Regions from separate parts of the Homo sapiens genome. Here region 2 is linked to region 1. A link is a contact called in ENCODE Hi-C data. All regions are on one chromosome and are shown on one strand. The core of a region is the stretch at or near the end of the contact, and the rest is flanking DNA. Distances in the headings are between cores, read along the strand shown. Region 1 has its middle 67 kb from the start of LINC02260. Region 2 holds the start of LINC02260 (long intergenic non-protein coding RNA 2260).

Region 1 (4,952 bases), core at 1,885-4,384:
AGGGTTTGAGTCTAAGCTGACAAAAGATACCGGACACCCCCACAGATTCTGTGACATATCTTGGTATTATTGAACAAACATCAGTTAGGTTCCTGTCTCAGTGCAGCGTCAGTCTGAATAGGAAATACGCCAGTGCTCTTATCGTTGCTGACAGACTCTGTAACTCACCTGCTGATAGTGTCAGTAACACAGCTTCCAGTTGGGGGAGGCTCTTCTCCCACTTCTTTGAAAGCATTGTTCTCAGGTAGGCAAAATAATTAAGGTGCTTTTTGAGTTTATGCTTACTTTTTCACAGTAAGCAAGAATTCCATGATCAAGGCAATGTACCTTGCAGACACATAATAAATGTCAATGAATTCAACACATTTTGAAACACACCCAGGGCTCATTTTTCCACTGCTTACACTTTCTTTCTGCCCCCTCAATCATCACATCTCCAAGTCTAAAAAAAGTGTCAGATTTAATGCCTTCATTTTATGGATAAAGAGATGAAGGCCACGACATTATAAATTATTTCATTGTAAACATACAGACAAATAGTAGTCAAGCAGAGCCGAAAGCCCTGGATTTAAGATGCATGAATCAGAGCTTTTCCTATCATATCTCACTTAAATGCCATTCATTTCTTTACTTGTTTTGAAAATGAATCTTATCCCTGTATTTGTTCTGTCTTCTAAATTAGAAACCACATACATCACGAGACATCTTTTGTTTGACCCTTGAAGTTTGAAAATATTTTCTGAATTAGTTAACATTTTTCAAAAACGAGGTTTTTCTGAAACATTTGCATTTCTGGCTTCTCTTAAAATGTGGACTATCTGGCAACACTGGGCTTGCATTCTTGCAAGGCAACACTCCGCTGGAGCTGGGAGGCAATTGTCTCCTTCCGATAGGACTTGCACCCTACAGCTTGCTGCAGCGCCTACCACTCCCTGCTGTCTCACATCCAGCCTGCTTTACTCCTTTATCTCCCTTGCTGCTGTAAGCATTTGAACAGGACCAGGACCCTGAGTTGAAAATATGACCAACAATTTCACGGATATTATTGCTCCAATGTAGATAGCATCTGGGGCCTCCCTACTCCTTGGGAGCTGCCTGAAATTCCCCTGAATCCTTAATTCCGTGGCCTGAAAAATATCCAAAGACTTCCCCAGTAGTTGTGTGAATAGTCATGGATTTATATTCTCATGGTTTTCTTTGCCTCTAGCTCCTACGGTTTTGACCCATGACATTTTTAAAGGATCCAGATTCTTCCTTGATCTCCTCCTTTTACCCCAGGCAGTTCGAGATAATGAGTGGATCTGGGGGGTGGGGAGTGTTACGGAGTAAATATTTTAACAGCACTGCTCATAGCAGATATAACTTACAAATTCATCCTCCATGGAGATTTTTCTCCAGCCTTTTGTCCATGCAGGATCCTGCCATTCTTACTCCTTTCCTACTCCAGTGCCCCCACCACCTCTACTTCAAACTTCCCCCTTTAAATAAAGCAGACAAATACAGCCTCCTCTCAAAGGTGCCGTTGCAAACCCATCAAGGTGCTTGAAGAGCAAAGGCCTCTTCCCTGTTAATATTGTCCATGTCTCTTTCTGAAAAGTCAGGATTCTGGACAGCAAATGTTGTACAGTGACACTTCTAAGCATCCCCCACTGGGCACTGGTCTTTAAGGAAGTAAGTTCCCAGGCTCTTATTCCTGGTATGAATCGTATGAATCAGCCAGGTTCCCTAATTTTAGACATGTATAAATTGTGCAGTCTTAGATATCAGAAATCCTAATGGTTTATCTGTTTACATGTCCACCTCCCCCATTGTACCATAAGCCTCTTTATGTCCTATTTATCTTTAGGTTTTCCTTACCTACACAGTGGGGAGGTGTGAAGGGGAGGGTCAGGGAACAGGAAACACAGAGGAAGTATTCAATAAGCAATTGACGAAAAGGAAGGAAGGAGGAAAGGAAGATCAGTCACCTGGTATGGTTGTAGCTGTTGCTCACTGCACAAGGGCACCATCTGAGGGGGCAAACTAGTGCTGAAAGCTAGGCCACGCTCTACTCACCAAGCCAGGAGCCCTATGACTATTTGTGTCCTCCCACTTGGCTGTCCTTTCCCCATTTGCTGCCTGGTCCCAAAACGGACACTTTTGCTAATTTTCACAAGGTGCTATATGGATTGGGGATGGGGTAGGGGCTAAATGGAAAACATTTTGTCTAGGAAATGTGTATTTTTTTTTTTTTTTTTTTGAGACGGAGTCTCGCTCTGTCGCCCAGGCTGGAGTGCAGTGGCGGGATCTCGGCTCACTGCAAGCTCCGCCTCCCGGGTTCACGCCATTCTCCTGCCTCAGCCTCCCAAGTAGCTGGGACTACAGGCGCCCGCCACTACGCCCGGCTAATTTTTTGTATTTTTAGTAGAGACGGGGTTTCACCGTTTTAGCCGGGATGGTCTCGATCTCCTGACCTCGTGATCCGCCCGCCTCGGCCTCCCAAAGTGCTGGGATTACAGGCGTGAGCCACCGCGCCCGGCCGGAAATGTGTATTTTTATTTATTCATTTAGTCACCAGTATTACCTCAATTTGTTTCCACCTTAAGAAATTAGCCATAACTCTGTCAGGGTTTGTGGCAGTGGACTCTGAAGATGCGGGTGGGATCCTTTCCCTCCTCAAGGGAGTAGGAGCTACCTACGGCAAATAAACTCCCCGCATGTGAAGACACTGGAACATTTAGGCCAGAAAAAGAGATGAAATTCCTGATCCCCCTGGGTGCATATCTGAACCCCCATCCTGCAGCTGTGCACCTCAAAAAGCGCAGGAACGCAGCTCCAGCCTTCAGCCTTCAGCGTCCAGCGTTTGGGGAGAAGAGCTCTTAGCTGTCAGCCGCTCAGCCACGCCCCCAAGTCCCCGCGTTCAGCCTGTCACCTTCTATTACCCAGCTCTGGTTGGGGAAGAGCATCTGGCCAGAGTGTCTGCAGGCCCAGGGGGTGAATTTAGGTTGGATTTCAAAGCTGAGCTAAGCAATCTCTCAGCTGAGCTCAGTGCAGCGACCCTGTGCAATGAGCATGCAGCTGAGCCTGGGGACGTGGGCGTGGCGGAGGCGGCGTTTCCATGCCAGGGCTCAGCGCTGCGCCCTTGATGACCGCTCAGTGGCCGCCCTGCCGGCCAGGGACTTGCAGCCAGGAATCCTCTGGATGGCTCAGCGTGGAGCCCTTCCTTTAGCTGGAAGATGCTGCCCGAAGCACCAGGGAAGCAGCTAAGCACAAGCGGCTGATCCACTATTAGCTATTCCGCGAACCGTCATCATCTCCCTGTCTAGAGACGACACAAAGACTCCAGTGGCTTTCTCTTCTTAGCAAGCTGGGGCCCAGCCGAGGTCCCTCCAAGAAGACATAATCACAGAAGAGACTGCTTCAAAGCTATGCTCTCTCTCCTGTGAAGTGGTGAAGAACCCAGGACCAGGACTCTGATGGACTTGTGTTGCAGTGCTGGCTTTACCACATGCTAGCTGGTCACTAAGGATCCCTGGTCTCACTTCTTCCTTCTGTAAATGGGGCATGGCTATAATAGCTATTTTGAGGGCTCTTTAAAAATCAAGTGAGAAAAAGTGTTCAAAGCATTTAGCACAACAAGGTGTTAGTGGTCAGGTGGTGATGATGATATATAATTTTGACTCTTAAGTCAGTGACACATATCTGTATTCTCCTTCTCTAAGGCCTCAGCTAATCAAAGTGTAGTCCCTGGACCTGCAGCATAGGAATCATCCATTATCTGGGAGCTTGTTAGAAATGTAGAATCTTGGCCAGGCGTGGTGGCTTATGCCTGTAATCTCAGCACTATGGGAGGCAGGAGGATCACTTGAGGCCAGGAGTTCGAGACCAGTCTGGCCAACATGGTGAAACCCTGTCTCTATTAAAAATACAAAAATTAGCCAGGGGTGTTGGCCAGTGCCTTTAATCCCAGCTACTGAGGAGGCTGAGGCACAAGAATCACTTGAACCTGGGGGGTGGAGGTTGCAGTGAGCTGAGATCCCGTCACTGCACTCCAGCCTGGGTGACAGAGTGAGAAAATATCTCAAAATAAAAACAAACAAACAAAAAAACTAAACTTTGCTTTGCTGCAGACCTTCTAAATCAGAATATGCATTTTTAAAAGACACACAGATGGTTTGTATTCACATTTAAGTTTCAGAAGCCCTGGCCTAGAACATTCCAAGGACTTCAACCCATTTTAACCAATAATTAGCTGGTGTCTTAGGAGTCAATAGGAGCCAACTCTCCTTTAATAGCTGTAATATTTTCTCCAGGGCTACCCTCCAGTGGCACAGCATCTGTCTAGAGCTTTATCTCCTTCTTCCCATGGATGCCCTTAGAAGAAAGTGCTGAGGAGCAGAGAAATGACCAGATGGGGCAGATGGAAGGAAGGGGAAGAGGAGGAGCTGGAAGCCTGGATGATCACAGGCTGGCTTATCAGCCTCTTGCAACCTCCAGGTCTTCCCTCCTTCCATGCCTGTGAGAATAATGTGAGAAATCAAAAGGGTGAGGCCTAGAGAGTCTGAGGTCCAGACTCACCTGGATTTGTTTCTGCAATGCATGGAGACTCTGCTTTAGGGATCCTATTCCCTGATCCACTCTCACAGGCTCCTCAGGCTTCTGTGAGCCTGGTCCAAGGATAGCGCCATTCATTTGTTCATCAAACAAATACTTGCTGAATGTATGCTATGTGCTAGGTAAGGCCCAGTTTTCTACTCCCCAGGTTGGGCTCTTGCTATGCCATTAGTTAAACTATCACTCTCTGGGTGAAGTTGGGGATGTGATGGTAGTGGGATCCTTGGTGAAGAACAGTCCAGATCCCCGCTTCAAGCTGGGACTCTCATTGCCCCAGTTGCTGTCTGTGTTGGTGGCTGAAGTGCATCCAGCTTAGTCCTCTCTGGGAGGTCCTTGGTCACTGTCACACCCACACCCTG
Region 2 (5,131 bases), core at 1,914-4,413, 67 kb before region 1:
TTGGGAGGCTGAGGTGGGTAGATCACAAGATCAGGAGTTCAAGACCAGCCTGGCGAATATGGTAAAACCCCGTCTCTACTAAAAATACAAAAAATTAGCTGGGTGTGGTGGTGGGTGCCTGTAGACCCAGGTACTCGGGAGGCTGAGGCAGAAGAATAGCTTGAACCTGGGAGGTGGAGGTTGCAGGCAGCCGAGATCGTGCCACCCCACTCCAGCCTGGGCGACACAGCGAGACTCTATCTCAAAACAAAACAAAACAAAAACCCAAAAAAACAAAACAAAAAACAGTGTATGGAAAGAGTGTTTGTAAAATGTTATCTTTTGTGTAAGAAAGGTAGATATTACTATATGTATGTATTTTTCAAAAAAGAAACAGTGGTAGAATAAACAAAAAAACTAAGGCAAATGACATCTCCAGGGGAGAGAGGGAATAAGGTGGAGAAGATAGAGATAGACCCTAGACTTCTCTGAATGTGACTTATGTGACTTAGGTGTCTTATCACATGGGTTTGGCTTTGAAACGGTGTAAATGTTTTAGATATTTTTTACGTTAAAAATTCCTAAACATCAAAAACAACCTGAAACAAATGAACCTGACTCTATGTCAAATTGGTGGCTAAATCAAAGAGTAGAGAATTACTTCAAGGAGGGTGATCAACCCTCCTGGTTTGCCTGGAACTATCCAGGTTTACAGTTGGCCACCCCAACAGGTGATTATAAAACCTACATTTTGGCTGTACATCCTGAGTAAGACATATTCTAGGGACAAATAAAAACCACAAAGAAATATTTAACTACGTTCAGTGTTTTATTGCTGTATTGTATTGTAAGACCATTATAGTATACCTATAGTATAAGTACAGTAAAGTATAAGATAAATATATAATTAAGGTGGTTAGGAACCAAGGTTTCCATATATAGGAAAAAGGATAAAATTAAAGAAATTATGTAAATCTTGTAAATGCCAGCATGAACTCAGGATTTGATGCAAATGTCCTACCTTTGCCCACTGAAAAGCCTGAAATTAATGATGACTCTGTAGCAAGGAACAACTCTAGCTCTTAGATTGCAGCCTGTAAATACCAACCTCCCTTTAAAAAGAGTCAAAGATCACTAAAGAAATGACTGATTTCAGATCTGGGGGCAGAAATGTACAAGATGAAACTAAGCTATCTAATTGTGCCCAAAGCAAGGAAGCAATCAAAGATTGATAAAGTCATGACAAAAGAGCACTGGATTCATCTTGAAGGGGCTTACATTGGCCTGAAATGAGACATTTGAGCATCAAAAGGAATAATGACTGCCATGGATTGAAAACTTTAACTATATAAAAATTATAAGCTCATCCGAAGCAATCAAAAACAAATGTCTTTGGTAACTCCCTAGGGCAACAAATCATTACTTTGAAAATAAAGGGACAGAATCAATTTCTTTTTTTCCTGCTTTTCCTGTATAAATTTTATTTCAGGGTAACCAGATAGTTGACAAGAAGAAATTCTTTTTTATAGAAGTATTACAGTTAATAAAATTGAAATAAGTAATTGAATTAGAAAATCAACATTTTGGAATCTCTAATGAAAAACAGATTTGGGCAATCATTGTCAACAATTGCCAAAACCACAAAATAAAAAGTTAACAGGAAACTGTGTAGTGGATGGATCAGGCTAATATCACCTGAGCCCACTGATCAATCTTTTAAAAAAAGTAAAACAATCTCAAATATACAGAAAAGTTGCAAGTACAATACAATGCCTTTTTTGGTCCTTAAGAGAAATTTGTCCACATGATACCCCACCAATCCTAAACACTTTAGTGTTTATTTCCCACAAACAAGGACCTAATCCCAGTAAACCACAGCACAACCATCAAAATCAGAAAATTAATATTACTATATTAGTGTCAAGAACTGAGAAGGGTCTGAGTTTGTCTTCTACTTTCAAACTGATGTTAGTCTATTGTAGTTGCATGGATGCTGGCAGAAGTCATGAGATTCCTGGGTCAGAGACAAAGCACTTTATTGCTCATTACACAGCAAGTGGCATGAACAGCCTATCTGTGTCAGGTCTCCTTGCCTCCAAATTCCATCCAGGCAATATGAAAAGCTCCAGATCTTTGTACTTACACATAGAGAACTGCCTTACAGGAGAAAAACCCTGAGCTTAGGGAACCCATCGTTTATTTATTTATTATTTTTAAACTTTTATTTTAGGTTTAGGCATACACGTGCAGGTTGGTTATATAGGTAAACTGGCGTCACAGGAGTTCGTTGTACAGATTATTTTGTCACCTGGGTACTAAGCCTAGCACTCAATAGTTATTTTTTTTCTGATCCTCTCCCTCCTCCTACCCTCAACTGTCAAGTAGGCCCCAGTGTCTGTTGTTCTTCTCTTTGTGTCCATGAGTTCTCATCACTTAGCTCCCACTTACAGGTGAGAACATGCAGCTTTTGGTTTTCTGTTCCTGCATTAGTTTGCTAAGGATAATGGCCTCCAGCTCCATCCAAGGGAACCTATCTTTTATAATGGGCAGTAAGCATACCTGCCCTTTGATCTGGAGAGAGGGAGACATTGTTTCTATCTTGTAAGACTGAAAGCCAACTTGCCCTTTGCTCCAGAGAGAGACCCTATCTCTGTCTTCTAAGGCTGTTTGCTATCCAAACATTCTTGCAAAGCTAATCTGGAACAAAGAGAAGAGAGTACCTCTGTGAGATGTGCACAAATGTGAGAGAACCACAGGTAACTGTCTCCTAATACTGCAGTACTGGTAGCAGTTTTCTTAATTTTAGGCTTCCTAGAGGAAGTTGTATCTAATGGGAGTCATTTTTGAAAAAGGGTTAGCTAACAGATATTTGGGGATAGGAGATACAGGAAGCGAGTATTTTAGACAGAGGAAACAGCATGGAAAAGAAAAGCCCAGGAGGCTTTGGAGGCTGGGGAGGAGGAGGAGGCTTCAGCTGAGGTCAAAGAAGCAGGTTTATTTTGAAGGGTCTTGTAAGCCTCGAGCTGCTGTTGGTACTTGATCCTGAGTCCTTGAAATGGTTTAAGCTGGGGAGTGGCATGATCAAATGTGTGCTTTAAAAAGGCCACTTGGGCTGCAGCTGCAAGTGGACTGGATTCAGCCCAAGGTTAATTTTTTCTGCTTGGTTTCCTGTAATCAGGTTCAGGGAGATGGGGATGCATGTATTGAAATTCTGCCACATGGTAGATGGGGCTGTCTTTGAAGATGAACATATTTGAGGTCAATCTCACTGCCCCTCCTCCAATCTCACCCTCCAGCGTTTTGATCCAAGTGCCCACAGTTCTGATGAATGTCAAAGGCAAGCTTGAGGAGGGAAGAGGAAATGATTAGTCCTTTACACTCCAGGTCAATTTACTAAGGATGAATTCTCCAAATGATCAGCCGGATTTTCAAGTAAGTTCTCCTTGTTTGTCAATTTACCTATTTCTTTTTAACTGTTCATAATGTTTATATTAATTTGTTTCGGATGGAATTATTTTTAGCAGATATTAAAGATTTTCATGCAATATTAATTGATAAATTTGAAGATTTACTTTGGTTTAGTTTTCATTTGAACTTAGTTCTAGTTTATTCTAGCTGTTTTTCTGCGACCAAATTTCAATATATTCCAGATTTTTCTATATTTTGGGTCAATGACTTTGGGGAGTGAAAGTTTCATTGTTATTTCAAATGCATGCATTTTGGAAGACAAAGATTTAGAAATGGTAGAGCAGGTTTCTCTCTTCCAATACTTTTCATTCCAGTTCATTGCCTTTTGTGTATCACTTAATTCACAGATTTGTTAATCAGCTAGTTCAAATAAATATTTTGCCTGTATTTCAAGCACTTGAGAAGGGATTAGTGTCTGAAATGTGATCACTCACAAAATTGAAATTCAGTTGAGTTGGATTGACAAATCTGTTACAAAGCAGCTGGGGTGAACCAGCTGAGCACAACTAAAACTAAAACTAAACTCTAACTTCAGCAGCAAGCAGAAAACCTGTAAAGGCATTAGAAACCATTTCACATAACTAATTTGCTATTAAGTTTTTTTTTTTTTGAGGTGGAGTCTTGCTCTGTTGCCCAGGCTGGAGTGCAGTGGCACGATCTTGGCTCACTGCAACTTCTGCCTCCCAGATTCATTCCATTCTCCTGTCTCAGCCTCCCAAGTAGCTGGGACTACAGGCGCCCGCCACCACACCCGGCTAATTTTTTGTGTTCTTAGTAGAGATGGGGTTTCACCATGTTAGCCAGGATGGTCTTGATCTCCTGACCTCGTGATCCGCCCACCTCGGCCTCCCAAAGTGCTGGGATTACTGGCGTGAGCCACCGCGCCCATCCCCTGCTATTAATTTTTTTGAAAATTATATATGTTTTACTTTACTCACAATCTAGAGAATTGAATTAATCATTCTTACTTCATAAAACACCATAATCATTGACCCATACACGGTCCCTGTCATGTTTGATTTTATTTTGTATATTTCCCCTTCATCTCCAATCTCCACTCCCATTCCCCACCTCCACAGGACTCAATTTAACGTATTCATGATATGTTCTTAAAATGCATGTACCTTTTCTGTAGTGCTATGTATATATTTGATTTCAATTTACATACATAGAATGGTGCTACAAATCTTCTGTTTCTTACCCTGTTTGAAGGGTCTACACATGTTGATGTTTGTACATTTAGTTCATTACCCTTGTTAAAGCAAACTAAATATGGCCTGAGAAGTACTCTATACTTCTATATTTGAGTCCTTGCGGATGACTACAGACAAAATTGAAAATGTTACTTAATAGTATGCACCTCTAACAATGGCTGAGTGTTGGCCAATCCCAGTAGCCATACTTCAACCACTCATAGACTGCTGAATGTTCAAACTGCGTTTAAATAAGGCAAATGCCCAGCTCTAACCAATCTCACTGTTTCTATACCTCACTTCTGATTTCTGTACGTCACTTTCCCCTTTTTATCTATTAATTTGTTCTGACCACAAGGCACCCCTGGAGTCTCTGTAAATCTGCTGTGATTCTGGGGGCTGCCCGATTCACGAATCATTCATTGCTCCATTAAACTCTTTTAAATTTAATTCGGCTTAAGTTTTTCTTTTATCAGATGGTGTCAGAAGCG

Evidence for each region. Hi-C counts contacts between places; a loop is a spot of excess contacts on that map.
Region 2: a map of transverse colon shows a loop between it and region 1 (3-fold over the local background). The contact joins the promoter of LINC02260 here to the enhancer-like site in region 1. A Hi-C loop is called at or near these places in 2 of 168 maps with a recorded cell type or tissue (G401 and transverse colon).

The regions. Positions count from the first base shown.
Region 1 is chr4:54,537,858-54,542,809 of GRCh38, reverse strand. No RefSeq gene overlaps it. Among named protein-coding and RNA genes, the nearest start is that of LINC02260, 67 kb to the left of the region's middle. RefSeq lists a cis regulatory region at 1-323 and an enhancer at 2,969-3,470. Within about 2 kb of position 3,134, at least 3 of the 41 ENCODE cell types and tissues checked have a DNase peak (open chromatin) inside an H3K27ac peak, as active enhancers do.
Region 2 is chr4:54,605,163-54,610,293 of GRCh38, reverse strand. LINC02260 (long intergenic non-protein coding RNA 2260) reads left to right here and starts at 3,163. Exons shown (of 2, transcript NR_134657.1): 1 at 3,163-3,411; 2 at 5,117-5,131.